Linked DNA regions of Homo sapiens: region 1 is linked to region 2. Evidence: read pairs that join two places in POLR2A ChIA-PET (ENCODE). Cell type or tissue: HCT116. All regions are shown on one strand. Links, peaks and the distances in the headings refer to the core of each region. The heading gives the core; the rest is flanking DNA.

Region 1 (15,137 bases), core at 4,257-6,756, 71 kb after region 2:
AGCCCTCTCTGACTAACTTATTATATAATCAGCCTAAAGTCATTTAAACTGAACCTCAGTTTCCTCATGTAACAGCTGCAAGTAAAAATACTAAAATCTCCATGGCTAAACACAATAGAAATTGAATTCATGATCATATTACAGCTCAATACAGGAGTACTCAGCAGGTGACCTCCTCTGGAAGGTGTCATGAACCCAAGCTCTTTGCATTTGGTGGCTCCACCATCCTCTAGACCTCAAGGTCATTAGCTGGATCCTCTACATCTACTGGCAGAACAGGAGCGAGGAGCTTTGCAGGGGAGGTTTTTATGGGCCTGGGTTGGAAATGGCACATGCTACTTCCCCTCGGATTCTACTGGGCAGAACCAGTCACATGGTTTCACCTAACCACAAGGGAATCTGGGAAGTGTGCTCTAGCTGGGTGCTCAGGAAGAAAAGGACGATGCATAACAGTCCTTGCCGTATCTCATCTGTTAAATGAAACAAATCCTGGAGACAACCAAGAGGGCTGTGGAGAGATTTAAATTAGACAAAATGTGCAGTATGCTAATGCAGATCCTGTCCCAGAATAAGTGCTCAATAATGGCAGCTATTCAGTTCATCATCCACGTGTGGGTCAGTACCATTGCTTATCTACTGTGGAGGACACTAGAACATGGAAGAAATACACCACCATAGTGTGCTACAGTGACTGTGCTTCTTGAAGCTAAGATATCTGATTATCAACACACATTGAGCAGACACAGTGCTTCATAGACTAGGGTCCTTGGGAGATGCAAATGAACAAACACTGATCCCTGGAATCATAAAGCTTGTTCTTACTCAGTGTGGCTGATGGACTTGGCCCCAATGCCTATAATGCAGGTAAAATATATTAAGCATCCAGAAGGAAATATGTCTTAATTTCAGCTAAAGGGATTAGGGAAGCCATTTGGAGAATGTGATATCTAAGTTACACCATGAAGGTTTCCAAAAGGTGAGATGGCAGGGAAAGGCTTTGTTAGGGAAGAGACCAATGAGAGAAAAACCATGGAGAGAAGATCAGAGACAGTTTGGGAAATGGCAAATAATTCAAATGGCAGCAACAGAGTGTGAGTGTGGGGACAAACAAAGTGGTTACAGGCCAGCAGGAACAGACATAGGCATGGAGATTTGCATGCTGTGATGAATGACACTGGCTTTATTCTATGGGCAATGGTGAGCCATGAAGAGTTTAGGGTTTCCAGCAGCATTATTTTGATTATGACACTGAGCAAACTTTTGCACAGCTATCAGAGTTGGTTAAGACAGGTATAGTATTTTTTGTTTTTTGTTTTTGAGATGGAGTCTCACTCTGTCACCCAGGCTGGAGTGCAGTGGCATGATCTTGGTTCATACAACCTCCACCTCCTGGGTTCAAGCGATTCTCCTGCCTCAGCCTCTCGAGTAACTGGGATTACAGGCGTGTACCATCTTGCCCAGCTAATTTTTGTATTTTTAGTACAGACGGTTTCCCCATGTTGGCCAGGCTGGTCTCAAACTCCCAACCTCAGGTGATCCACCTGCCTCAGCCTCCCAAAGTGCTGGGATTACAGGTGTGAGCCACTGTGCCTGGCCAGGTATGGTATTTTCATTTCACAGATGATGGAACTGAGACCAGAAACTGTCTAAGCAATATATATATTACAGAGTAAATAATTTTAGCTACAAAATCAGTGGGTTGGACTAGAAACTCTTTCATTTCCCCTTTGTATCAGTTAGGTTTTTATTCCACAATGCTGCATAACAAAAGGCTCCTAAGTCTCAGTTGCATACAACAAAAATGCATACATTTCCAGCTCGTGGTTATATGAGTTGGCTGAGGCAGCACTGTCTTAGGGTATGGATTGACTGGGCTTCATTTCAGACAGTAGGGTAGGTCGAGGTTTTCTCCCTGTGTCTCTTAACTTCCTTTAATGGTTTCTTAGGGCATGCTCTTTTCATGGCATATGGCAGAAAGAAAAGACAGCAAGCCAAATGCACAAACCCATTTCTGTCCTAAAAAAAAAAATTACAGTACCTGTCTTACCCAATTCTCTGACAGCTGAGCGAAAGTTTGCTCAATGTCATAATCACAGTAATGCTGCTGGAAACCCTAAACTGTTCATGGCTCACCATTGCCCACAGAATAAAGCCAGCGTCATTCATCACAGCATGCATATTTCCATGTCTATGTCTGTTCCTGCTAGCCCACAACTCCTGTCATGTCTGCATGGCCACATCAGCGGCCAAGCCCAATGTTTAGGGACAGAGAAGTTCTGTGCTCTGGTGAAGCAATGAGAGGGGGATTATAATGCTAAAGAAGGAAGGACTGGGATGATAATCTCATTGACCACACTCCTATTGCTAATGCTTAGTGATTCTAAGCGGGAGAGCCCGTTACAGCATGTGGCTCTGGAGTTGGTAGAAGTAATAGAAGTGATACAGAATGAACTGCTGTATATAAGTGGATATATGGCAGAATCCCAGCATATAAAAATTTAAGTTATAAGAAACTCAGCTACATGGCCACACACACACAGAACAATGTAAATGGTGTAGCACCTGGCATTTCCCTGGGAAAGCCTGTGTTCTGGAAGGGCCTCCCATAGGATGCACCTCTCAGCCATGGCTCCTACACTGAGGGTGGGAGCCAGCATTTTGTGGCCCTCACACACACACACAGGCGCAACTGAAGAAAGAGCAACCCTCACACACACAGGCTCAACTGAAGAAAGAGCAACCGTTTCCCTTGAGAAAAAAAGGAAAAATAGGTTGTGCTGGATTTGTTGCGATATGGCAGTACCACACCCTTTAAGGATGATTTCCGGGATTTTCAGGATGACTAGACCACTGTGGAAGGCTTGTTGTGTGATGGGGTCAGGGTATAAGTTGGCAGTTCATCACAAAAAAATCAGTTAAAATGGAGAAACTTTATAAAACAATTCATATGCATATACTCTAAATGCTTTTAAAAATTTAAACGTGGTGGCTGGGCATGGTGGTTTATGCCTGTAATCCTAGCACTTTGGGAGGCTGAGGCAAGCAGATCACTTGAAGCCAGGCATTCGAGACCAGCCTGGCCAACATGGTGAAACCCTGTCTCTACTAAGAATACAAAAATTAGCCGGGCATGGTGACGTGCCTGTAATCCCACCTACCTGGGGAGGCTGAGGCACGAGAATCGCTTGAACCCATGAGGCAGAGGTTGCAGTGAGCTGAGATCACGCCACTGCACTCCAGTCTGGGTGACAGAGCGAGACTCCATCTACAAAAACAAAACGAAACAAACAAAATTTAAACATGGTAAGTATACATTTTCTTTACCAATCTTTTGATGTAGAACCAAGGCTTTTCTTAAAGGAATGGGTTTGGTCTTTGGAGTTCCGGCTTCTCTTTCTTGCCTAAGCCAAATGCACATCATTTACAATTTCCAGTTGTGGTTTTCTTAAGGTGAAGCCAGATCTTAAAGACACCTGAAGAACAATCAGATTGCAAGCCTCTTTGGGAGTTTTATGTTTCTTCTCCTATCTTTTATTCTGTCTCACTTGCACTTAGTATTTTTCCTATCAACTTTATGGAGGAATAATTTACATATAATCAACTGCATCTAGTTACAACACATAATTCAATGTCATTAAACAGTTGGATACAGTCTTATACAGCTGTGAAACACAATCAAGCTACAATGCATTTCTATTACCCCCAAATAATTCCTTAATTTTAAGGATTTTTTTTTAGCAACTTGCCTTTATAATTCCAAAGTATGCTTTTAGTTTTCATAGATACCACTATGCTCTCTTTGCTTCTTCCTATTTCATTGGCTGCCATACTTTTCTGTTAAATTAGTTCATGGCAATGTCGTGGTATAAGCAGGTTTGGGTATACCCAAACCACTAATCTGGTGGGTTCATGGTAAACATTAAACTCAGCTGGGGAAGCAGAGGTGCATGGAAATACTAGAGAGTATGAAATGCACCAATCCTGAGCATTCAGATGGCTATGGACACGCATGCCCTAGGATGTTTTACAGAGGCCAGGAAGAGCAGCCAATGGATCAGAGTTAGTTAGTGGGGGCTGATTAGGGAGTCTCTACTCAGGGCTGCCACATACCATTGTCCAGTCTGTGCACTGCACAAAGTGCTGCCTAAGGGGACAAATGGCAATTAAATTCCTGCTAGAAGTACTCTTTCCAAGCCCTGCACTCTGCTGCAGTCTTCTGTCTAGAAGAGATACCTTTTTCTAATTTGTCTATCCAAAGGCGGTACCTTTTTCCAATTTGTGCCAAAGCCCTGTAGAGACTAGTGGCAGTTCCACGTTACTCCATCTGTGATGCTGACCTTAAAACTGGTTTTAGTACCTAGCCAGCAAATAAGACGAGGCTGCACTGAATCATCACGGTGAACCTCCATGAACCCAACACCACAATACACGGGGTACCTCGACATCACTCAATGTCCTCACAATGACCCATTGCAAATCCCAAGGACTGTTTAGGCTCAGGGAGCTTTTCCTTTTGAGTAGGTTGTCACTTTCCCCAGTCCAAGCCAGTACACTGCTTGATTTGGAGGACTCTCTGAAACCCTGACTTCCTTTTGATGGAGGCTACAAGCTCTGCAGTAAAGCCCTGCGGTCTCCCCAGTTAAATGTGATGGATGCTGGAGATCTGCAGGGCTCAGCACCAGGCCACATCTCCTCATCACAGCCCCACTGTCTTTTTTAGAGACAAGGTCTCACTCTGTTGCCCAGGCTGGAGTGCAGTGGTACAATCATAGCTCACTGTAACCTCAAACTCCTGGGCTCAAGCAATCTTCTCATCTCAGCTTCCAGAATATCTAGGACTACAGGCAGGTGCACACCACCAGTCCTGGTTCAATTTTTTTTGGAGACAGTCTTGCTATGTTGCTGGTAGTGGTCTCAAGCTCTTGGCCTCAGGTGATCCTCCCACCAGAGCCTCCCAAGGTGCTGGAATTAGAGGTGTGAGCCACTACATCAGGCCCCTATCGTCTTGATAAAAGGGCTGCACTCTCTTTTATGGTGGCTCGTCCTTTTCCTGCTCCCGAACTTCATTGTGTTGCCTACCTTTCTCATTGGCATTGTGGAGAAGAATAGAAGAAGGGCCAAAAATGTTGCCTCAATTGCCTGCGTTAGCTAGAATTTTTTCAGTTAAGTGATACAAACCCAATTCTTATTGCCTTATGCAGAAAAGGAGACATAATGATTGGCTCAGGTAATTGAGAGTCCCAATGTATACTTCAGGCACAGCTGTATCCAGGAGCTCAAGTGATGCTAGTAGGACTAGCATCCTAGGGCTGCTTTTTTTTTGGATTGGACTGAAACTTTAAACTTTTTTTTGTAAAGTGCAGAAAAACAAAAGGTGAAATCTTGTAAGAAAAGAGATGATTAACAAAAGGAAGGTAACTTGCCTTTTGATTTCTGAGAGAAGGTAGCAGTTGGGTGTTTCAAATGGCAGAGCTGATCTTTCCTGCTGACGCCAGTCTGTAACAGAGTAAGATATTTGGTTGCCATAAATGCAATTAACAATCCCAATTAATGTGTTTGTTTGAGTGGATTGAAGAGCTTAAACTGGGCCAGGTGCAGTGGCCCAGTGGTCCATGAAGAGAACCCACTTCTCTTCATGCCCCGGTTGCACTTTCCTCTGAATTGCTTCTTCTCAGGCAGGCTCTCTCTGCCTGGTGGCAAAGAGACCACCAGCAGTAGAAGGCTTGTACCTTTCTTGCTTAAAAACCCAGTGGGAAATCATACCATCTTTTCTGGTGACTGAAAAATAAATGGTGAGAGGAATCTGATTGGCCAAATTGGGTATTGTGCCTGCTGGTTTAGGGTCAGACCCATCCGAACTGCATGGACCCAATGGGATTATTATAGAATGGGGGACAGATTGTCCCTAAAGGAATGCTGTCAGAGAAAAAATAATTTTCAGTGACTTCACAGCACATGTCCACAGCACATGGACACACACACACACACACACACACACACACACACTATTTGACCAAGAGCAAGAGAGCACAGTTTAAATTTTTTTTTTTTTTCAGACAGGATCTTGCTGTCACCCAGGCTGGAGGGCAGTGGCTCAACCTTGACTCACTGCAGCCTTGACCTCCTGGGCTAAAGTCATCCTGCCACTTCAGCCTCCGGAGTAGCTGGGACTAGAGATGTGCCATCGCACCCAGCAAATTTTTGTATTTTTTTTGTAGAGACGGGTTCTCACTATGTTTCCCAGGCTGGCCTCAAGCTCCTAGGCTCAAGCAATCCGCCCATCTCAGCCTCCCAAAGTGCTGGGATTACAGGTGTGAGCCATTGCACCTGGTCCAGTTTAAACTCTTCAATCCACCCAAACATACACATTAATTGGGATTGTTAATTGCATTTACTGCAACCAAATATCTGACTCTGTTACAGACTGGCGTCAGCAGGCAAGATCAGCTCTGCCATTTGAAACACCCAACTGCTACCTTCTCTCAGAAATCAAAAGGCAAATTACCTTCCTTTTGTTAATCATCTCTTTTCTTACAAGATTTCACCTTTTGTTTTTCTGCACTTTACAAGGAGAAGGTGTGTTTTATGCTCTGTGTAGATCTTGGCAGTTAACAGAACCCTTTGATTTTTAAGTAAGAGTGAGTCCTGCGTGTGCAGAGAAGGCTCCAATAGGCTGGGGACGGTACCTTTAGGTTCATGCCTTCCCCCAGCGCTGGATCGGAAGGATTGGACTGAAACTTTAAACATTTTGAGCAATACCTAGAATATGTATAATTTATAAGCCACACACCGTTGGCTGTCAAATAGGCGATTGATCTGACTCGGATCTTGTTAATTATCTTCCACATACATTACGCCTTAACAGATCTTCAGTATACTGTGTATCAATATTAATAAGATTATAAAACACTATTGATAATTAGGAACAGAAAGAGACCAGGCCTTTGATTCTGGCTGTTACAAATGCCCCTGCCTCTCTCCAGATTAGAAAGCGGCCCCTTTCCATTTAATAATATCAGATGAGAACATCTATGTCCTAAAGTGGGTTATTAGGAGACAGCTAAGATTTGCACCAGGATGCAAGGGGCTATTTGAAAATGAATATGAGAGCAGCGCTGATGTGCGAGAGATTTGTGTTTCTTATCCACAGGAGGCCTGATGGGGTGGGTGGGGCTTAAGAGGGAGCTGTGCCCACTTTGATCAGCCAAATTCCTCATTTTCTTTGTCCAGGCAAATCAGATCAATTTGGTTTTGCAGGATATTCACCAGGCTGGCATTTTATCTTGATTTCCTCAATTGGATGAAAGGTGCCCCTTTGGGAAGACAGAGAAAGGGGCTGGTGAGATGCAAGGCGGATTTCAAGCCTGTCTCATTTTGGATGGCATTTTATTTTCTATTTTTCCTCTTTGGAAAAGCCTCGTCTTTCATGTTTTTGTTGGGTTCACAAACTCATTAACATCAAACAGGCAGATCTGCCACTAACTAGGAAAACGCAAGCAATTTCGCATATAAATAGAAAGCCTTGAAGCTCGGGGCTGGGGCCAGGCCTTCTTCCTGGGGGTCTCTCACCTGGCTGAGGAGGGGGCAGAGGAGGAGGAGGAGGAGGGGAGGGAGCAAAAGGACACACTAAGGACCTTTCAAAGGCCAGTCTTAATGTGTTTGAGCAGAGATCAGTGGCTTCCAGGTCTTGGTGTGCACAAGAATTACTAGGGGATGTTTATCAATCATATTTGTATTTGATACAAATTCAAAGGCATTCTGTGTGTTTAGTAAACTTCCTTCAGTGGTTCTAAAACTAAATCTGATTTTTAGTCCATCTAGTTTTAACATTTATGATTCTTTCAGTTGCAAATGATCAAAGCCTCTAACCAAACTGTTTTAATAAAGAATGGCAAACTGCTGGGTCTTGTCACCGTCCAGGAGATGCAGGAGATATCTGGCTTCTGATGGAGCGAGAGCCACAGCTCAGACCATAGTTCCATTTCTTAGCTCCCATTGTCTGGCTTAGCCTCAGGCTGACTCTATCATCAGGCTGCTATAGCTCCCTACTTCACAGCCTCCATCACTGGGGAAGACAGCATACCTCTTCTATAAACTTCCATGGAGGAGATGAGCTTCTCTTTCCTAGAAGGTGCTAGAAGCTGGCTGTCACATCTCTGACTCTGGGTTGTTACCTGCAGATACCTGAACCAGACATTATGGGTGGGGACAGGTGAAACGTATTGGCTTAAAGACCTGGAGCTGTGGGTGAATTCAGCTTACCCTAACTATACAGTCACAGTGGAGGAGAGAAGCATTCCAGACTTTAGACCTGCTTCCCAGAAGGAGGGAAAATGGAGCCTGGAAAGCAAAGCACAGAGTTCCACCATCCACATCTTCCAAGTGACATTGGCACGCCCTGCAAAAGCCCTTGTGTCTGGTCTGCTCGAATACTTGCAGTCTCAGAGAGCTCACTGCTTGCCCCCCTCAGTCTCTTTAATCTCCAAACAGTGTCCCAGAACAAGCCATTTGGGTTCCATCTTAAAGATGGTTGAGACATCATTAAAAATGTTCCTTCCTCCATATATCAACTTTAGGCATTCAGCACTTGGTACCTGGCTGTCATCATTACATCCTCTGATAACCCCATCTGGGCACACTCATTTATTAGGAGCCACAGAAAGAAGGTATGTGTCTCTACATGTTCTGTGAATTTGTCCTTGTGGACAAGTCTTAAGGACCACTTGTGGCCACCATTGTCAAGAAACAATCTTTCAGCATTTCAGCAATCAAAGTGATTCACATCAAGTAATAATAAGCAACCTATCGTGTCCTAGCCTCAGAGATATGTTTATTTATTATTTGTTTTCTCCCCTAAAAAGATTTCAGGTGATTTAAAAAAATACAAATATGATTGAGAAAATAAAACACAGATAATGACATGGGCACAAGAGAGAAACAGGATACAATAATAAGAGAATGTAGTAGCAAAATTTGCATGTTGTACGAACTGGCAGTATTACTGAAGGTAGTCTTAAATTTGAATTTCCTGGTGTATTAGTCTGTTCTTACGTTGCTAATAAAGACATACCCAAGACTCAGTAATTTATAAAGGAAAGAGGCTTAATTGACTCACAGTTCCACATGGCTGGGGAGGCCTCACAATTATGGTGGAAGGTGAATGCAGAGGAGCAAAGTCACATCTTACATGGTGGCAGGCAAGAGAGCTTATTTAGGGGAACTCCCATGTATAAAACCATCAGATCTCATGAGACTTATTCACTATCACAAGAACAGTATGAGAGAAACCGCCCCCATGAGTCAATGATCTCCACCTGGCCCCACCCTTGACACGTGGGGATTATCACAATTGGAGGTAAGATTTGGGTGGGGACACAGCCAAACTATATCACCTGGTAATCAAAGCAAAGAGGTAACCGTGCTAAGTTACAAAATTTGCATTGTCATGAAGAAGTATCAGTTAAGCACTTAGGTGGCGCAAGACTAAATCCTGGCTCTCCTTCATCCTAGCTTTGTGGCTGTGGGTACCATATTATCCATCTTTCAGCCTCAGTTTTCTCAATGAAAAAATGGGGTTAATATTCTATGAATGTATACTGATGTCAATAAATAAGTAAGCAAAAAGGAGAGGAGAAAACCTCTTCCTTACAGAATTCCAGTTTTCAATGGAGAAAGAAATATGGAAATAGAGAATCAGCATTTGGCAAACACCCCAGTCATGATTGTTTTCAAGAAAGGATCACTGATAGATGTTAAAATTAGTGGGAAAAGTATGATGACAAAGAGGATATTTACATAGTCTCAAAGAATTTCCCCACAAGATACTTATCAGTTACAAAGGGGAAAAGAGTAACTTTATAGTGAAGAAAGGTGGTGTATACCACCTTCATCAAGTGATCAAAGTTGACATTCCCAGTAATGACATCATTGTATATTGACATCATGTACCTCCTGATATGATGCACTGAAAAAGGCACAGCATTTCTTTTGTGGTATTCTTGCCAAAAATGCATAACCTGATTCTAATCCTGAAGAAACATCAGACAAATCCAAGGAAGGGACATTCTATAAATCACTAACTGGCCAATACTCTTCAAAAGTGTTAAAGACAAACTACCTCAGATGAAAGCAAACTGGAGACATGTCAGCTGAATGCAACATGAAACCCTGGATTCTGGACCAGAAAAAGTCCAGCAGTGGTATAATTGGTGAAATTTGAATGAGATTAGCTATTATTAGATATAGTTAGTTATTAGTTCCATAGAGTTAAGTATTGCCTTGGTGTTAATTTTCTGATTTTGACTATTTTATTGTGGTTGTGCAAGATGTTAACATTTGGGCAGGGGCTGGGTAAAGGATATATGGGAATTTTTGCACTAATTTTGCAATATTAGTATTGCAGAAGAATTGCAAAATTAGTACAGAATGAAAAGTTTAAGGCTGGGTGTGGTGGCTCACACTAGCACTTTGGGAGGCAGAGGCGGGCAGATCACTTGAGGTCAGGAGGTCGAGACCAGCTTGGCCAACATAATGAAACCCCATCTCTACTAAAAATACAGAAATTACCCAGGCATGGTTGTGTGCACCTGTAACCCCAGCTACTTGGGAGCCTGAGGGAGGAGAATCACTTGAACCTGGAAGGCAGAGGTTTCAGTGAGCCGAGATTGCATCACTGCACTCTAGCCTGGGCAACAGAGCGAGACTTTGATTAAAAAAAAAAAAGTTAAAAAAAACTTAAGAGAGGTTAGTAATAGATAGTGTTGCATAGGGTTGGGAGAGAGCAGAGATCTCAGTCCACACTCACTCTTGTTAATGTTATTATCTGTAATACACGAGGGTGAATTATCCATGGTTACACCCCAAAGGAGCTAGTGAGGATGACTGGTGGGCATGCAAACAAACAGGACATAATTATAAGTGTTAACAGAGGTCAAAACAAAATACTTTAGACCCTTTACTTGAGCTCAGGTGGGAGGCATACCATTAGGGCAAAGTTGTTTTACTCCAGATCAGAGGGCCAGAGCTGCACTCAGATTTTACATCACTCCATTCCTCACCAGCAAATCTCTCAGCTGGGCTGAAACCAGCACTTCGGGACAAGTGAATTATTTTATACTGAAGGAGGAGCATGATGGGAAAAATTCAGGCCACAGGTAGGGAATGTGTTAGTGGCAGGTCACATCCTGGACTTGCATGTCTTCACCTCCCAATTCCTGAGTGTGGTTTCCAGGGTTGTATGGGACAGGTGTCTGAGAACTGTGCCTCACTCTGCAGGTAGAATCCCAAGAATGAAGAGATGAGTGAGTGAGAGTATGACCATAAACACCTTTTACATTCATGGCCTTTACTAGGGCCAGGGCTGGAGATTTGTGCTTGGTGGAGGAGGAACTGGGAAGAGAAGCAGAGAGAGGTGAGGCTGGTGTGGGTGTTTTGACAGGGTGAGAAGGCAACAAACTCCACCTTGATCAACCCCTGAAGGCTGAAGGAGAAAGCTGGAATTCTAGGAGCTACTGGCGGGAAGAGAGAGCTAGTTTGATGAGTTGGAATCCTTCATTCATTGGAACAAGACCCCAGTTAAGGAAATTTTGATTCACTAGAGCTTATAAATGATGGCAAGCTTGGGCAGTGTCCCAGGTAATCTGTGAGGCCAGCTGCATAGTGATCATGAAGCCTCAGAAATGTGTACAGAATTTGGGGGCATTTTCTCTCCAAGGGAAAGGGTTCATGGTTTTAAGCTAATTCTCTAAGGGCTATGAGACTCCCTGTCCCCAGAATGTTAGGAAGCAGTAACTATATTAGTGGGAAAAAGGCCAAAACTTAATCCAACTGGTCAACTGTGACGGAAGCTTCTTACACAGTTTACTTGAAACACTGTACTTTTTATAGTTAAACCTACAGGACAGCCCAGAACCCAAACAGTTAAAGGATTTGGGGGAAATGTTTTGATGGATAGTGGGACAATAACACAGAATGCTTAAGATCTTACAAAATACAATCCCACTCTGATGACAGAGACTATGTATTGCTTGCGTCCCTCAAACACAATCAAGCGGGTCCTCTGCTCACTTACTTGTGCCGTACAAGCTTGCATAGAGTTCTCCTTGTCACCCCACTCCCTACTACTGAAACTTATCTTGCCCGGGTCACAAATTATCTTCATATTGCCAAATCCAAAGGAAACTTCTTGTCCTTGTTTTGCTTGACATGTTGATATCATCAGATACTATTGTACTTGCTTCCTATTTCTCAAACTATTCTTCTCTTGTCTATTGGTTAGAATAATTCCATTTAAAAATAACAAAAAGGGCTGGGCACAGTGGCTCACTCCTGTAATCCCAGCACTTTGGGAGGCCAAGGCAGGCAGATCACAAGGTCAAGAGTTTGGGACCAGCCTGGCCAATATGTGAAACCCCGTCCCTACTAAAAATACAAAAATTAGCCAGGCATGGTGGTGGGTGCCTGTAATCTCAGCTACTCGGGAGGCTGAGGCAGGAGAATTGCTTGAACACGGGAGGTGGAGTTTGCAGTGAGCCAAGATCGTGCCACTGCACTCCAGCCTGGGCGACAGAGCAAGGCTCCATTTCAAAAATAAATAAATAAATAAATAAATATAAAAATAACAAAAAGTTCAGCACAAGCTGGCTTAAACAAAGATTTATCAGCTCATGCATCGTCAAAAGATCAATGGTTAGTAAGCTTCAGGTATAGTTTGATCAGGGCTCAGGCTCTGCAATTCTTCAATCTTTGTCCCCTTCTGAGGTATCGGCTTTGTCCTCAGTCAAATTTCCCACATAGTTGTAAGATGGCTGCCGACACAGCTTTTTAGGTCACATCCATAGGAACAAAGAGTTTTTATCTTTGCTCTAATTGGATCATCCCAAAACAATTGCTGTGGAAATGCCATGTGCTGTTTGGCTTAAGACTGAGCCACCTCAATCAGTTGTTATGATAAGAGGTTGAAATTACTCCTGGAGCTAGAGATGAGAGGGATCCCATGCAAATCACAAGGCTGAGACAGAAGTCTTGCTTTCCTCAATTTCACTCTGGGCTCCTTATCAGTCCTTCAACTTCTCCTCTTTGTTTACTCATCTTCTAAATGCCTAACTTACGTTTTAAACCTCCCTTTATAAGATCCTGAGTTCCTTTTACTTCCCCTATCAAATTACTCACCATGTTTTGCTAGAATCTGTTGAGCGATAGCTCCCTTCCTCATTAGTCTAAGGTCCATGATGGTAGAGTGCATGAGTATACTGTTCACCCTGCCACGTGTCAGAAGGCTTGTAACAGACTAGGCTCAAAATATCTGTGTTGAATGATGACCTGAGTAGTTACTATTCTAAGTGATTTTTCTTACTGAAGTTGGTAATGTCATCCCCATTTTACACATGAGGAAACTAAGGTTCTGAGAGGTCAAAGTGTTATGAAGGATCAGAATTGGACTTTGAACCATCAGTCTCATACCAGAACCCATGTTCTTTCTGCTATTCCTCCATCCATGAAGGAGAAAAATTAGATCTGTAAAGTCTGAGGATGTGATGCCCTTATTCTTGGTAGAGGTTGGCTGCAGTTAACAGGAATCTGAGGTCTTCTTTAACTATTACTTGAGAGATCACCTGCTTTTCCTCTGGCTGACACTATCCCAACTCTGACACTGTTCCTGCACCTTTTCTCACAGCACGACCTGGTCCCAAAGTCCTGCCTAGGATCCAATAGGAAACAGCTAAATGGTACAGACTTCAGGGAGGATAATGTTGGTATTTTAAGAATTGCGGGCTGGGTATGGTGGCTCATAACCGCATAACTGTAATCCCAGCACTTTGGGAGGCAGAGGGAGGGGGATCACTTGAGCCCCGGAGTTTGAGATGAGCCTGAACAACATGGTGAAACCTTGTCTCTACAAAAAATATGAAAAATTAGCTGGGCATGATGGTGCACACCTGTAGTCCCAGCTACCCAGAAGGCTGGGATAGGAGGATCACCTGAGTCCATGACGTCAAGACTGCAGTGAGCTGTGTACTGCACTCCAGCCTGCGCAATGGAGTGAGACCCTGTCTCAAAAAAAAAAAAAAAAGAAAAAGAAAAAAGAAAAAAAAGAATTATAACAGGCTATCATAAGCTGGGTGTGGTGGTGTGGTGGCTCACACCTGTAATCTCAGCACTTTGGGAGGCTGAGGCAGGAGTATCACTTGAGTCCAGGAGTTTGAGACCAGTCTGGGCAACATATGGAGACTTCATCTCTACAAAAAAATTTCTAAAAATTAGCTGGCCATGGTGGCACACACTTGTGGTCTCAGCTACTCAGGAGGCTGAGATAGAAGGATCACTTGAGCTCAGGAGGTAGAAGCTAATTGTACCACTGCACTCCAGCCTCGGTGACAGAGTGAAAAAGAAAAAAATTATAATAACAGCTCATTTAATCTTCATAGCAACCCAAGCCATAGATATTACTATTTTCCCCATTTTGCATTTGAAGAAACTGAGGATTAGAAAGACTAAATACTTTGTCTAAGGACACAGAGCTTATAAGCAGCAAAATATTGATTTGAAGCCAGGCAGCCTGACCTTAAAGCTCATGGTCTTAAGAAGCCATAGCTCAGGCCAGGCACGGTGGCTCACGCCTGTAATCCCAGCACTTTGGGAGGCCGAGGCAGGCGGATCACGAGGTCAGGAGATCAAGACCATCCTGGCTAACACGATGAAACCCCATCTCTACTAAAAATACAAAAAATTAGCCAGGCATGGTGGTGGGCGCCTGTAGTCCCCAGCTACTTGGGAGGCTGAGGCAGGAGAATGGCGTGAACCTGGGAGGTGGAGCTTGCAGTGAGCCGAGATTGCGCCACTGCACTCCAGCCTGGGTGACAGAGCAAGACTCCATCTCAAAAAAAAAAAAAAAAAAAAAAAAAACCCAGAAGAAGCCATAGTTCAGAGATTGAAGGAGAGAGGGTAGAGAATAAAGACAAGCATAGGCTACCACCTGGACTTTGTCTCACTAGGTGAGAGGTGAAAAACCACTGTGGTTTATTTGGTTTTCATAAAATGAGAATTTTTCTCCTTTAGGCTGGGTGCAGTGGCTCCCGCCTGTAATCCCAACACTTTGGGAGGCTGAGGGGGGCAGATCATTTGAGGTCAGGAATTCG
Region 2 (15,137 bases), core at 7,990-10,489:
TAGCCTACTGTTGACTGAAAGCCTGACCGATAACATAAACAGTCAATTAATATATAATTTATGTATATATTATATGCTGTATTCTTACAATAGTGTAAGCTAAAGAAAATGTTATTAGGAAAATCATAAAGAAAACATATTTACTATTCATTAAGTGGAAGTGGATCATCATAAAGGTCTTCATCCTTGCCGTCTTTGGGATGAGTTGGCTGAGGAGGAAGAGGAGGAAGAGAAGGAAGAGAAGGGGTTGGTCTTGCTGTCTCAGAGGCAGAAGAAAATCCATGTCTAAGTGGATCCATGTGGTTCAAACTCATGTTGTGCCATTCAAGGATCAAATGTAGTTGCAACAGAGACTGAGCGGCTCAAAAAGCCCAAAACATTTAGTGTCTGGCCCTTGACAGTAAAGGTGTCCCAACCTCATTCTATATATATTGATCTGAGTAATGGTTTCATGGACGTTCACATATGGAAAACTTCATCCACCTCTCTACTCTCTACTAAAGTTCTGTGTACTATGTTACATGTATATTATACTTCAATAAAACATTTTAAAAGTCAATAGAATTTTAAAACAATGTCTTTTCTAAAAGATCTTTTAATTTTTGGCCAGGAGCGGTGGCTCACGCCTGTAATCCCAGCACTTTGGGAGGCCGAGGCAGGAGGATCACCTGAGGTCGGGAGTTCGAGACCAGCCTGACCAACATGGAGAAACCCCATCTCCACTAAAAATACAAAAATAGCCGGGCGTGGTGGCACATGCCTGTAATCCCAGCTACTCGGGAGGCTGAGGCAGGAGAATCACTTGAACCTGGGAGGCGGAGGTTGCGGTGAGCCGAGATCGCGCCATTGCACTCCAGCCTGGGCAACAAAGAGCGAAACTCCGTCTCAAAAAAAAAAAAAAAACTTTTAATTTTCTTTCTAGTTTCATTTGTGTTATCCATTTTGGGAGAACGTGGCCATCTGAGTTGCTCTTGTCTTTTCAAAACCAAGGGGAGCTAGGAGGCTGTCAAAAGTAGGAAAGATCTAAACATAGCAACTGCTATTGTGTCCAAACCTTTTATAAGAAAGTGACGTGTCTATAGAATCACCCAAGGCCATTCATATAAACAGTGAGCTTGGCTGAGTCCTGAGATTACAGGAGGGATGGGAAGGGAAAAGAGTATGAGTCGTATGAGTCTAATGTGATGCACAGGGTCATAGTACTCTGGGTTATTTTAGGATGTAGCTTAGGAGAGCAACAAGCTCAGCTTCTATTGAAATCTAGTATTTATTAAGGTTGAACAGTTTTAAGTTTCCAGGGACAATAATTCTGCCCCGACAATCACGCTGCATTTAGTCTTAAGTTGGAGAATGGAGCGAAAGGAACATATCTGCTCTATGCCACATCCAGAGCGAAAAGATTATGAGCTCCCCAATGTACTTTGGGAACAATTTCATTTCGTCTAAGCTTTCCCCTTCTTTTCCCTTTGCTTCTTTGGTTTTGCTTTTTCCATTTATCCTTTGAGGATCAAACTAAAATTACAGCTAGATGCCATTTAGCTTGGCCTTGTGCGGGTCTAGCAGAGACTGAGGGAGAATGAACACTGCAAAAGCATGGTGCTGGGTCTCTAATAAAATGTCTCTCTGTTTGCCCACATGGGCATCAAGCCTTAGCAAATAGAAGCAGAGAACAATACTACCTGTTCATGGAGGAATAGTAATGGTTTCAGTCCTCCAAAACAATGAGCTCTGTAATTTACTCCATCTTCCTCCTGAGAAAGAGCTTCACATGGCCTGCACCGTGCCAGGTGGTTTGGAGAAAGACGAACTGCTCGGCCTAACAAGGGGCACTTCAGCAACGGGTGTAAAGATACAACAGCTGGTCTGGTCTGGGCTAGTCTCCCAGTGACATGGCCCCAGCCAGCCTTTCCACACCAAGATAAGGATCACTATCCTATTCAACCTCAACAATTCCCACACCCCAGGCAATAAGATTTTCCAGCACTACCCGAGATGTAGGAGGCCTCGACATGGTACATCCACCCGTTCACCAAGAGTTGTACATCCACTCAGGCACCAGGAGTTAGGGTTTGGGCTTGTTCTCTAACCAAGTCCCGCACCTAAAGCACTTTCTGGGAGCAAGACTTACTATGCTGTCCATCAAAAGGAAGAAGGAGGGACAAATGGGCAGCATGCCAAAAAGAACAATTGCAGCCTCAAGTTAAAGACATGTCAGTCTTGGAAACAGTTAGGAGTGGAGAAGGGTAAAATCAAGAGTCACACTTTCCCCCAAAAGACACACATAAGAAGGTTGGCGGCACAACTGCAGAAGTAATCAAGAAAAGAAAATATATATATATATATATATATATATAAATATATTTTAGACAGAGTCTCACTCTTGTCACCCAGGCTGGAGTGCAGTGGCGTGATCTCGGCTCACCGCAACCTCCGCCTCCCGGGTTCAAGTGATTCTCCTGCCTCAGCCTCCTGATTAACTGGGATTACAGGCACCCACCACCACACTGAGCTAACTTTTACATTTTTTAGTAGAGATGGGGTTTCACCATGTTGGCCAGGCTGGTCTCGAACTCCTGACCTCAAGTGATCCGCCCGCCTCAGCCTCCCAAAGTGCTGGGATTACAGGCATGAGCCACCTCACCCAGCCTCAAATATTTTTAAAATAAGTTGCTGTGGCCTGAAAATGAGTACAGAAACACTAGGAATGCACCAAATAAAAATGTCTGCTGACTCATGCTTTTCACTGGCGGAATAATTCCGTTTACCTGGGGCAAACAGCTATCTGGAAGTCTTATCAAGGAAGATGCAGAACTGAGATGACAGAGCTACAAAGATGCATTGTGGCTGCAGCTACCTAAGACCACACACACACACACACACACACACACACACACACACACACACACACATATACACACACACAGACAAGTTATCTGCAAGGGCTCTTGCCCAGAAAAGAAGTCATGGAATAACACAAATGATCTAACAAACCAACATCAACTCACAAAAAAAGAAGGCTCTCCAGCTAGACCTCAACACTACAGCAAACGGTTTCAAGAGAATCCCTTCAAAGGGTTAAGCCAGAACACTCAAGAAGTTTTGGTACCATTAGTTACACCATGAGGTACATCCATCCCAGCAAGGCCAGGCAGACAGACGAAAATCGTATTAGTCTGCTCTCCCTCCTCTACTGCATTCTGCTGGCATCAGTTCAGCTCCGAGTCTATATTAGTCCATGATTTGTTTAGCCTTCGGATTTAAGAGAATGGAAGTACTACGTGAGCAGGAAACAGGACACTCATCAGAAGCTGGGATCTGTCGCCTTTCCCTTCCAGCACATTTAGTGTCATACATAGACAGGTCCAAGAGAAATCAACATTTCAGGATGATCAGGTCCAAAGAGATATTCTTAGCACCACTTAACATGATTTTGATCCACCAGAAACAACCCTCTGGCTGTTGCACGGCCTCCTCTCCCACCTCTCCCCTTAAGCCTTCCCATTCACATTGTGCCACCCCGTTTTACTCCCAATTCAAGATCCCTCCCTAAGCAAAGAAAAACAGTAGTCAAGCTGGGGTCTGTGTGCCCATTATGCCCGGTCAAGAAACTCTTAACAATAAGCACAGCCTTCTCTTTCTTTCCATATCTCTAAATCATTTCAGCAGCATTTCTCCTGCTTCTCTCTCCTTTGCTCCCCTTCTCCCCCAGTGATTCAACCCCCCCCCACCACCACCACCACCACCATCACCACCACCACCATCACCACCACCACCACCATCACCACCACCACCACCACCATCATCATCATCATCATCATCATCATTATCTCAGTTGGGGGAAGGGGCGGAGAATAAAACACACAAGAGACCTACATATAGACAATTCAAGCTTCAGAATCTCTTGCGTTTCCTACCTGAACTGCAATCTGGTGTTCAATCGTTTTGTACGCAGAGTAATGTGTGCTGCCGGACTGAAAATGGAGCTGTAGAAAGAAACCAAATCAAAGCGTTCTGCTTATGTCACAAACTACAAGAAAACATCTTAAGCAGTTTATGAATAGCAGACAAACCTTCCTAGATTGAACTGCAGCCTTGGCATTCAATCAAGACCTGTGTACTTTCATTTGTTGCTATGGATAAGATGATCATAACAATCTAAGGTAAAGTTTTTTTGTTTTTGTTTTTGTTTTTGTTTTTTAAGCACCTATTCAATAAGCATACAGGGAAGATGGGGGCCACGAGTGAGAATCAATGACATGAAAAGGAAAGACGGATGCCCATTAAGACATAAAGGAAGCCAGTGTGCTGAGCGGGATGCTGAAGAAAAATGAACTGTGCGCTGCAAAAAGTCATCAGAATTGCAACATGTAGGCAAGAGGAAGGATTAGGAGAGAAAAGATTATGAGAAGCCACAAGACTGCAACAAGTACAAGCACCCCATCCCCATATTTCTAATAACTGGGCCCCAACTCTCCAATGCAATTCTATTTCTGGGAAAACAAATGTGTCAGACAGAATTCAGGGGCCACCCGATGCCTTACACATTCTTTCATGATGACTAAGCTGTCCATCCCAGGCCATCTCTGTCGCCTGCACTCTAGTAATCCACACTTCCCCAAAGAGAGGGCCAAACACTGCCAGAAAGCCGCCAATTTTCTAAGGGAGGACCACCTATTAGATGGCAACTGAGTGAATGTAAGTCACTGATTGGCTCAGACCCTCCCCAAGGTCTAAGTCTATCCTCAGCCTTTCCCTCTGAAGTCCTAGAGACCACCCATCAATGAAGCAGGTATCCCGAAATAGGAAGAGCAAGATTGTTCACCCAATTCTCATCTTCCCAAGTAATACTTGCTAATCTTGGGATCCCATCAATTGGGAAAACAAACACCATCTGCTGATTTACTTTATAAACAATACAATAATCACTGAAGGATCTCAACAATTATCTGAAAATGCATTTTAATTTGCCAAATAGGAACTACTAATGAGGAATCAGATGACCCTGTGAAATTGATGTCCATTTCCCCTCCTTGCAACAGGCAAATCAACTGCATTTCCAAAAATGGATCTGTAGTATTATAATAAACTACCGTTACTACTCCTGTGCTATTACTACTACCAGAACACGTCTGTGTTACTAGCACAAAGTGTAATTTAGGCTGCGAGTTTCAGATCCAGATAATTTGTATCTTGCTCCCTGGAAGAAAAACAATTCAGTCCACACAGTTTTAAAAAATAAATAAAAGTGGAAAAAATCACATAAGAACTTTTGAACTAACTCAAAATAAACACAAGGGTAGTAATCCCATAAAAAAAATAGTCTAAATCCATGTTGTTCATGGGCTAAGTCTATAAATATCCATTTTAGGATGCAGTGGGCTCTGAGATCATTTTATCTGTTCCAAATAAACAAATAGAAAACATTACATATATATTTATATATAGATATAATGTAAGTCTGCTTGCCCCAAACAGAATATTAATCAAAATTAAAAGGAGACACAATGAAGTAGGTGGGAAAAAAACCCTATACCTGTCAAAGGAGAGTAATGAACCACATTGCCCTAAAACAACAGAAGATCTGTCCCCCACACACAGCCCCCCACACATACTCAGAAGCAGTATCTGAAGTGAACCGCTGGCAGGGCGCAGTGGCTCACGCCTGTAATCCCAGCACTTTGGGGGGCTGAGGCGGGCAGATCACCTGAGGTCAGAGGTTTGAGACCACCCTGGCCAACATGGTGAAACCCCGTCTCTACCAAGAATACAAAAATTAGCCAGGCGTGGTGGCGGGCGCCTATAGTCCCAGCTACTCAGGAGGCTGAGGCAGGAAAATTGCTTGGACCCAGGAGGCAGAAGTTGCAGTGAGCCAAGACCTTATCGCTGCACTCCAGCCTAGGCGGTAAGAGTGAGACTCCATCTCAAAAATAAAAAATAAAAATAAATAAGTAAAGTGACCTGCTGAAAAACAAAGATGACTTTGCACCCTTTGTCCCTATCTCCTTTGTGTAAAAACTGCCAGTCAGTAAACGGAGATTGCACTAATTACTGTGACAATTCTGCATCATGTTAAAACAACTTCTGTGCCTGGGACAGGTTTCTCTGCGAGCCTGGAATTCTTGGCCAGAAAGTAGCTCTTGTCTGAGGAGGGTTCTCCTTCAAAGCAGAGTAGGCAACACTAACAACTTGTCCCTCTCTTTTCAGTTGGTTTTATTCTCTTCTTTTCCAATCGCCTGATTCAGATCTTAATGGAAACTTGTCCAAGCTTCTCTTCCCACAATCCCTGCAGAGCCCCTAGGCAATCTGTACACAGGGTTACCATAGGAATCTTATATTGTCAATTAAAATTGAGTGGACACCTGATAACTAAGGATATGTTGTTGAAAAAAATTCATATAGTCACAATCTTATGAATAAATTAATCAAACTGTGGTTAATCCAAATTCAATTTTCACTTGTCCAGTTCTGTTCTTAATCCTTGCCTTCATCATCACCCAAATAACACCAACAATCCTAGAGAGAATGCTGTAATTGAAACAATAAAAATGCAGCTGCAAGTTCCTTAAGACTCTAGCAGAGAAACCAACATATAGGACAAAGTTAATTTTACCTTCTCTCTCTCTCTCTCACACACACACACACACATACACGCACACGCGAGCGCCCACAGACACCCATACTCCCTTCTAATGCCCCCCACCCCACCCCCCAGCCACGTAACTTCCCTCACGTGCCCAGCGACACAGAAAACCTCACCCAGCTCACAAACACACCCAGCACAAGCAGCTTATTCTGTGTCTAAGTCAGATCTTTCTTCCCAGCCAGCAACCATTGCGCTGGAGAGATTTCCAAGCTCACTTCCTCCAGCTACTGCAACAAGGACTTAAAATTTTTATTTCTCCTTTGGGTTTCCACCCTCTCTCTCTTTTCCCAACACACTTTTCTTTCGAAAATGCATACTTTCACTGCTTTTTCCTTCCCTGTAAAACATAAAGATGTCTTGTTCATTATAATCTAATTTTTTTAAGGCACAGATAAAAAATACAAACACCCAGTAAACTCCTGGCATTCTAAACTGGAACAATCATTTCTCTCTCCAGAAGCTAGAAGGAAGAATAAAAGATGGTAGGCCATTTGTGTGCTTTGGAATATGAGGTGAGACTGCGAAGTCCAGGACAAGATGACTAAGGCACATCTGAGTTTAAAAACCAGGTTCTGGCCGGGCACGATGGCTCACGCCTGTAATCCCAGCGCTTTGGAAGGCCGAGGTTGGGGGGGGGGGGGTCACCTGAGGTCGGGAGTTCGAGACCAGCCTGACCAACATGGTGAAACCCCGTCTCTACTAAAAAATACAAAAATTAGCCGGGCGTGGTGGCGCATTCCTGTAATCCCAGCTATGAGGGAGGCTGAGGCAGGAGAATCGCTTGAACCCGGGAGGGGGAGGTTGCGGTGAGCGAGATCTAGGCATTGCACTCCAGCCTGGGCAACAAGAGCAAAACTCCGTCTCAAAAAATAATAATAAAATAAAATAAAAACCAGGTTCCCAGGCTGGGCGCAATGGCTCGCGCCTGTAATCCCAGCATTTTGGGAGGCCGAGGAGGCCGGATCATCTGAGGACAGGAGTTCCAGACCAGCCTGGCCAAGATGGCGAAACACCATCTCCACTAAAAATACAAAAATAAAATTAGCCCAGCATGGTGGTGTGCGCCTATAATCCCAGCTACTCGGGAGGCTGAGGCAGGAGAATTGCTTGAGCCGGGAAGGCAGAGGCTACAGTGAGCCAAGATCGCACCACTGCACTCCGGCCTGGAAAACAAGAGCGAAACTCCATCTCAAAAAAAAAAAAACAGGTTCCCATCTGCCTCATCTCTTGGGACTGTCCTGCACCAGTCACCAGGAGTGCTCCAAGACCACTCCACATCATTTCCTCATCCGGCAAACATGGCTGCTCTCACCTGGCTGTGCCTCACACCTTCAAAATGGCACTTCCCTGCCTGGAGTACCCAGGGAGTCACCAGATGAGAACTCCAGCGTATTTTCCATTTCATTGCTTCCCATGAAGCTCTCAACAAAAATCAGTGACCAAGCCCATCCCCCATTCTACTACCCACAAATGCCTCAGCCCTCACTTGTCCAGAGGAAGAACGGTGAAGACTCGGCAGTTCTCAGCACAGGCTTGCAAAATTCTTCAGCAATGTAAAGACCAACATTTTAAGATTAACCCCTTCCCTTATTATCATCATATCTAGATTCTTCATCTTATTTCTAATCACTACTGGGCTCTAAATTTGATGTTTCTGATATGCAAAACATCAGAGATACCCAGACATGGAATGGGAAACAGCTTTTTTCAACCACAGGAATCTCCTCCTCAAAGACAATTAAAACAATTGAAATCCTCTGTTGGTTTTTCCAGCACTAAGCTAACTTCTAACATGATGCACATTAATTTTTGATGCCTATTCGTCCTGCTAAATTGGGAAGAGGTGGAACATTTACTTTATTTTCAGTTTTATGAATCACCTGGCTTTCTCTTATCTATATTAAAAAAAAAAACAGATCATTTCCTAGGAGGTGTTAGTTTTTTTGGTCCACTTTCCTCTCTACCCTGTAGCTGCTACCATGAGCCACTTGAAATCTAATTTCCATGTAATTACCTTAAGAAACAAAATACTTTTTTTTAGTATACCTAAGACCTTTTCTTAGGTCATTAGTCATTTGAGCAACCACAGGCCATTATAAGCCCAGCTTCCCCTACCCCACTGCCCCCAGTCCTGTGTTGAGAGCCTTTTACATTTAATGGGAAATAAACTTTTGACCAAGACTTTGGGTGACTGCCTGCCCTTATAAAAAGTACCAAGGGGGGCCTCTGACTTCAAGAGAAAAGGCAAAACCAGCATTGCCTGGTACTTGAGCTTAAACATTCCTGCAGAGATCTAGACACTGAACATTTGTACCATCCCTAAACAATAACTTAACGACAGCATCCCCTTTCACTTCCTGGCATTCTGCCTCAGAAATTCTGCTGCAACAAAATGCATGCCTTTAGACACAAGAACAATCTCTCCTACTGTCTCAATGTTCCATCAAATGTCTATTTACCCTCATTAATTTTTCTTTTCCTCAACCTGAAACCATCAGCTATGAGTCAGAGAACGATCATTAACTTTTACAGCTTCTATACGTATCCACCTACTCACATTTGGGGAAAGAAGTATTGACTTGCAACATTGCCTGAGACCAAAATTCTCTAAGAAGAAAAAAAGGGGAAAAAGTCGCTTCAAGAAAGTTTTATCTGTAGGTCTGCGGGGAAATGCTATGTTCATCGTTTCTCCACTTTGTGCTGCAAAGTCTCGCAAAAAAAAAAAGTTGAGCTTGAACTTCTTTATGGTGATGGGCATTTCTGGGTTGATTTTTGAGAAAAACTAGATGATTTTCTTTCAACGTCAAAACATAATTAAAGCTCTTAAACTGTCTGGGGGAAAAAATAAAGTGAATCAAGTTTCCTGCTCTTGTACAAAACATATTTCTAGCATATAGAAAAACACGTGGGCTGAAGTGCTGAGACATGTTCCTAACACAGCATTTTTCATTAAAAGTTGCTACACTAAAACTCTTAAAATGATGCCCCATCATTACTCCACTTAGCAGTCGCAGTGCTGCAACTCATAACGAATTAATTTGCATTAATGTGGGTTTCATGTGTCCTTCCCTGGGTATGCCATTGTGATTCAGGCTTAATAAAACTGACACGACAACAACATAGTGCCTTTTATTTCACTTTCCAAAACAAACCAACCCACCCAAAGACCCACACAAATCCTCTCAATTTTTTAAGCATTTTACTAATATATTTTAGTACATCATAATTGGCCCAGCACGAAGGAATCTAGTTATCTTCTCAGTAAATATTTATAGCGTCACTCTTTCCCATTCATTCTGCATTTTCTTAGAGAATCTCACTGTAGCCTACATCTGCAATTCATTGACTTTACAATTTACCACATGTTGGGATGGGAGAGGTCTTAGCTCCATTTGAATCACTACACAAATATGCAAGTGATTTATCGGTTTCAAGCTGAAGACTGCAAGAGAGGGACTCCACTTTTCCTGAACATTACTTCTTCTGGCAGACCATGAACAATTACAGTGCGTACTAATTAAGCTCTGTAAATGTGCTGTGCCCTGCTAATGCCTACCAGGCCTCAAATTTATTTTCATGATGCCAAACTTTAGGGAGCAATTTTAACTCCTTCAGGGCTGATGCCACTCCTGGCCATTCCTTCCTCCGTAGACCGACCTGGTTGGGGCTACTGCATGACAAAAAGAATAAAATATAACAGGTCGAATTACTAGCCCGAAATCAGATGTGCCTAAGGAGAAAAAACCTATCTTGGGAAAAGCAAAGAACACCTCGGCTGATAACCCGTTCAAAGATCCCACAGCCCCTTCTTTGTAATGAGCTGTTTAGGGATTCATATCTATCCCTGAGGGCTAGTAAGTTTCTGCATGCCATTGATTAGAAAAGAAAACCTTTCGGCCTGGGTCTTTAAGTTTGGGTTGGATGGAAGGAAGGATCCAGTCAGAAATGAGAGCCATCATCTCTCCTGGCCTGGCAAACACCTTTGAATCTCACTTCCTCCTTATACCGCGTAGTCAGTTTGTAATACACCAGAACAGCCCACTTTTTCAACATAAATTAAAATCAGCAGGACAACTGGCCTTCTCTCTCACACTCCAGTCTCCACCACAGATAATGCCTCACCCTCAGATGCTTACACAGTAACTGATAGGAAACACATCTGTGGCTAGGTAGAACACCCTGGGTAATGAAGGGATCGCAGCCCATCTTTGCTGAGCAAAGCAATATCCCTTTTTAATAGCCCAGCCCAGGGTACTCCCACGCCCCTCCATAAGGAAACTTCCAATCTCCAATTTCAATTCCCCCAAACCCAAATCTTTGTTCTCTTGTATTATACTTTTCTTATCTTTCTTAGGCATTTATTCTGTCTCCTCTGGCTACTTTTCTGTGCCTCCTCCCGCAGATACCAGTACATTTTTCACAAATAAGCAGCCCTCCCATCCCCAGTGTAAACCTGGATTTTTTTTCCCCTCACCTATTATATTCTTTTAGTCAACTCTCTTCACCTCATCTCACTTTTTTAAAAACTCTCACGTTAACTAGTTTAACTAGTGTACTATGTAATGTGTACATTTTCCCTTCCACTCAGGGGAACATCATATAAATTAAAGAGCCGTCTCCCATACCAGGTTTCTTTAAGTATTCCTGGGGAAAATGCACAATATAGGCAATGTAATCTCAAAAAAAAAAAAAAAAAAAAAAAAAAGGTGGGGGTGTTGGGGGGAATTAAGAAAAGAGAAAGAAAGGAAAAAGGGAGAAAAGAAAAGGGAAAAGATGCAAACACCTAGAGCAACTTTGCTTTTGAAAAAGGCATCTGTGCAGAGCCCCCACTGAATTTCCATTCCTGAAAGTGCTCTTTATAAATGTGTATAACAATAGCCTAGAGGAAACGTACAAGTCAGCTGCCAAAGGAGTGGTGGCGTCTGTCTCAGTAAACTCAAGATTGTAGAGGTGGGGGTCAGCGGAGAAGGGAGGGCAGCATTTGCATTAGGATACCACCACCTCCCCCCATCTCATTGCTTATAATTAGTGAGAGAAATCTGAGCTACTGCCAATGTCTGCGGACCTTGAATATTATAAGGCCAACGTGGCGTCAAATATCTTAACATTCATAAGTGTTATGGGCTGTAAATAAAGCCTGTGGATTTATGACCTGGTGGTGCGCTTGCCAGCAAAAAGACTGGGGCACATTTCTTTCAGCAGACCTGTCGAGGTGCGAGTTTGCCTTTGGTTGTAAAATTAACCATTTCCTTCACAAATGTGCTCAATTATAAGTCAGAGTTGAAGATTTACTTACATAGTTGCCAATATTCACTCCCAGAAGAAACTCAGATGCCCACATCACACACCCCTTTGAAAATAAGACCCTCAAGAATTTGGTTCAGCCTCCTTTTCCAAACTTTAAAATGTGTCACCTCAAAAGAATTATAAATGCAGTCAAAGATATTATCTAATGCCACTCACCAAGACTAAAAAGCTTACACTTACTTCCCTGGAAAGTGCTTATTTATTTGGCAACTCCAGCATTTAAAAAAAAAAAAAAAAAAAAAAAGGTAAATCACTCCTTGCCTGAAATCTCCTCCCTTCCCCCAATATAATGTCATCTACTTCCTGTGCAGGAGAGAGCATTTGCTAAATCCAGGTTGTCTCATACTTAACTGCCAATAAACCAACTTCCACATAACTTCCAGACAGCTGGGGGAAAGGTCCTCGGAGTTTTAGTCATGGTCCAGAAACACGCGTCCACACAAAAATTTGCAGCTGTCCTTTCTCTACAGTGCATTTTTAATGTGATTCAGGGGGGCCTGTTGTGAAACATCTGACAAAATGTAAAATCCTCTTAGATACCTTCTAGTTTACCCACTGCACGTGTGTAAGAGAAGTTGCACCAGGATTTCTCCACCGAGAAATCTAGGCACTTTTTGCACACAGCCAGGGGCACCTCGTGGGATGTAAGGAGGCATTCGAAACCTGGAAAGACTTCTACTGTAATCTTTAAAAGCACAGCCTCTGGTGCAACTATTAAAATGCTAGTTTTCTAAAGCAAATATTTTTTTCAATGGCGTGCAGAACTGCAGCGATCCAGCACGGCAAACAGAACAGCATTCTTGATCTGCAAGCCCCTGGAAACCTTCCGGTAACTTTTTCACAGCTTGCTAAGAAACAGAAAGCTGACCAACTTCCAGCAATGACTCTAAATGAAATCCCTATCAGTAAAATTAAAATCAAGGTGAAGAACTCCTAGCAAGAACGAGGATTGTTTTCCTCAAAAAACTCTTTCTCAATCAGACACAGAGGGCATCAGTCAAAGCTCCTTCCCTTAAACAGTCAAAAGTTTCCAAAAACACGTCTTCCAGATAAGCTCGTTAGGCTCCCAAATGCCTGAGTTTGTTTCTGGGATTTCAGAAAGTTTCAATATCAACAAAGTGGAAAGCGCTGGCATATTTAATTTATAATCATTAAAATATGACTTATTGGGTGAATGTTGAGCCTATAATCCATACTGCAGACATTAAACCCCAACCTATAAAGATTAGCATGGAATTAATACGGTTGCATTGAGATTGAAATCTAAACATGTTCGCCATAAATATTTCTGAAGGAGATGAAAAACAATTAGCATAAATACCAAAGAAGGGTAAGAACACCTGTTCTTTTTCAGGGCGATAAGCATTTTATTGTTCTCTATTTAAAATGTAATGACCTGTGTAATTACAGTAATATTACATTGTTATGTAGGGGCTTGGAATGTCACACTTTGAAAAGTGTTGTCAAAACAATCAGGGGTGAGGTGGGGGGGTGGGAGGACAACTGGGAAGGACCACCATTAACCCTTCACACTCCAAGGTCTAAATCTTTTGTATTAGAAAGGATTATGTTGTTTCAGTGAGGAAAAAACGTCCATTTTTCACAAGCCAGAAAGAGAAGTTGCCCGGCTAAATAAAATCCCAATGAATAGGCCCCTCTCGGTTTCCTTTAAATGCTGGATTCCAAGTTCAAAAATGAATTCAAGATGCAGCTTATTTATCTGTTCAACCTAGTAGCAAAGAGCTCGGTTGAAAAGCAAATAACTTTGGATAAGAGAAGATGCAAGGGCTCGAATAATCAAGTCCTTAAAAAGAAATTTCAAACCTAACTGGAATTTCAACCACCATATTCCTATTTCCACTTTGCCAGGAGGGAAAAAGAAATGTAAAACTACTTTTTCCAATCAACTTTAATAGGTTACAGTATTCTTATCTTTAATATACAAATGTTACCACAGTTCTAATATTTGCAGTTCTAACACTTCCCATCTACTTAACTAGACCTCTCCTTAATGCAGTTTTGTATCTGAATCTGTCTTTTTAAAAGCCATTCCTATTACTGAATCAAAGACTAAATTAATATTATGCAGAAATCTTTGTCATTTTAAAATAAAATTATTACTATCAAGCTTTATGGTGTCTTCAGCAATTAAAGCATTATTCTTGAGATAATGTATTATTCATCATAAGCCGATTTAATGATACTCTCTAATTCTTTACATTCTTAAATAAAAAAGCAGAAATCAGGGTTCCAGAGAGTTTGCTTTTTAAAGGATGCAGCTGCTTACAGGTACACCATAAGTAACAGAAAATGTAGCAAAAATCACCGCCACCAAGGAGCAAAGGGAAAATAATAAAGCATACAGCGAAATTTGTCTTTACACCTTGCCATTAAAAACACACCCTATAAAACACTAAGGATTTCAGAAGAGTATGGGAAGCCCGCTATCTTGCCTATGCATTCCTCCATTCCTCCCGCAGCTGTATCAAATCTGGATTGCAAGCTGGCCTTCTGATTGAAGACGTCAGGAATGACACACAACAGCCTACCATCCTCATTTCCACTGCTCTGCTGACCAGCCTAAATAAATAACTTTAATTTTGGAGCACATAATCTAACCCAGGTAACAGGGAGGAAGGACGAAGGGGCAGTGTACACAAAGATGTCTGCTGGTGTTTGACATGTAAGTACTAAAACTGCCTACTGAGTTCAGAAATGTGTTCTGAGACTCAATCTGATGTCACAGCACCAGGCCACCCGCTATGTCCACAATTAAAATAACTAGACGCCGTCTATTCCTATAATGCCCACAAAAGGGACCGATCATTGGGAGCCTTCCTTTTCTCACCGGGAAATCATTTATTTGCCTTTAGCAATTTCCCTGTTTGCTAATTACAAGACAACACAACTGCTCAAGTTTGAGAAGGGATGGCAAGATTGCCAGTATCAGACAGCGAGTTTAAAAAGAGTCAAGAAAGCTAGCAAGCCCGCCATCAAAGCTCAATATTCAGATGGTTAAGTGGATTTTAAAATAATACCAGGGAGGTTTCCATCGGAAGGGGGAGGGGAGGAGAGGCAGAAATTCTCAGGGATTCTTTGGAATGTTGCTTGGTCCGGTTTATTGGTAGGCGAACACTGCGATTCTGAGCCGAACGGTCCCGTTTAAGATGCCCCACAAGCTCCCAAG

Evidence for each region. ChIA-PET counts read pairs that join two places held together with the same protein. Peaks named below come from ENCODE experiments on the same cell type or tissue, not always from the same donor. Only the 100,000 strongest peaks of a DNase experiment are listed, where the experiment ranks them.
Region 1: POLR2A ChIA-PET joins it to region 2 with 5 read pairs; 5 of 35 experiments call an interaction of 5 or more read pairs at or near these places.

The regions. Positions count from the first base shown.
Region 1 is chr10:112,879,094-112,894,230 of GRCh38, reverse strand. LINC02935 (long intergenic non-protein coding RNA 2935) reads right to left here and starts at 3,199. Exons shown (of 3, transcript XR_001747706.2): 1 at 3,159-3,199. In HCT116, for the core only: no CTCF peak of the experiment used is centred there; no DNase peak of the experiment used is centred there.
Region 2 is chr10:112,953,402-112,968,538 of GRCh38, reverse strand. TCF7L2 (transcription factor 7 like 2) reads right to left here. Exons shown (of 15, transcript NM_001367943.1): 4 at 3,915-3,983. Among named protein-coding and RNA genes, the nearest start is that of TCF7L2, 11 kb to the right of the region's middle. RefSeq lists a silencer at 3,135-3,429 and enhancers at 4,415-4,709, 5,217-5,717, 10,405-11,039. In HCT116, for the core only: no CTCF peak of the experiment used is centred there; DNase peaks (open chromatin) are centred at 9,058 and 10,047; H3K4me3 peaks cover 1,831 bases; H3K27ac peaks cover 2,500 bases.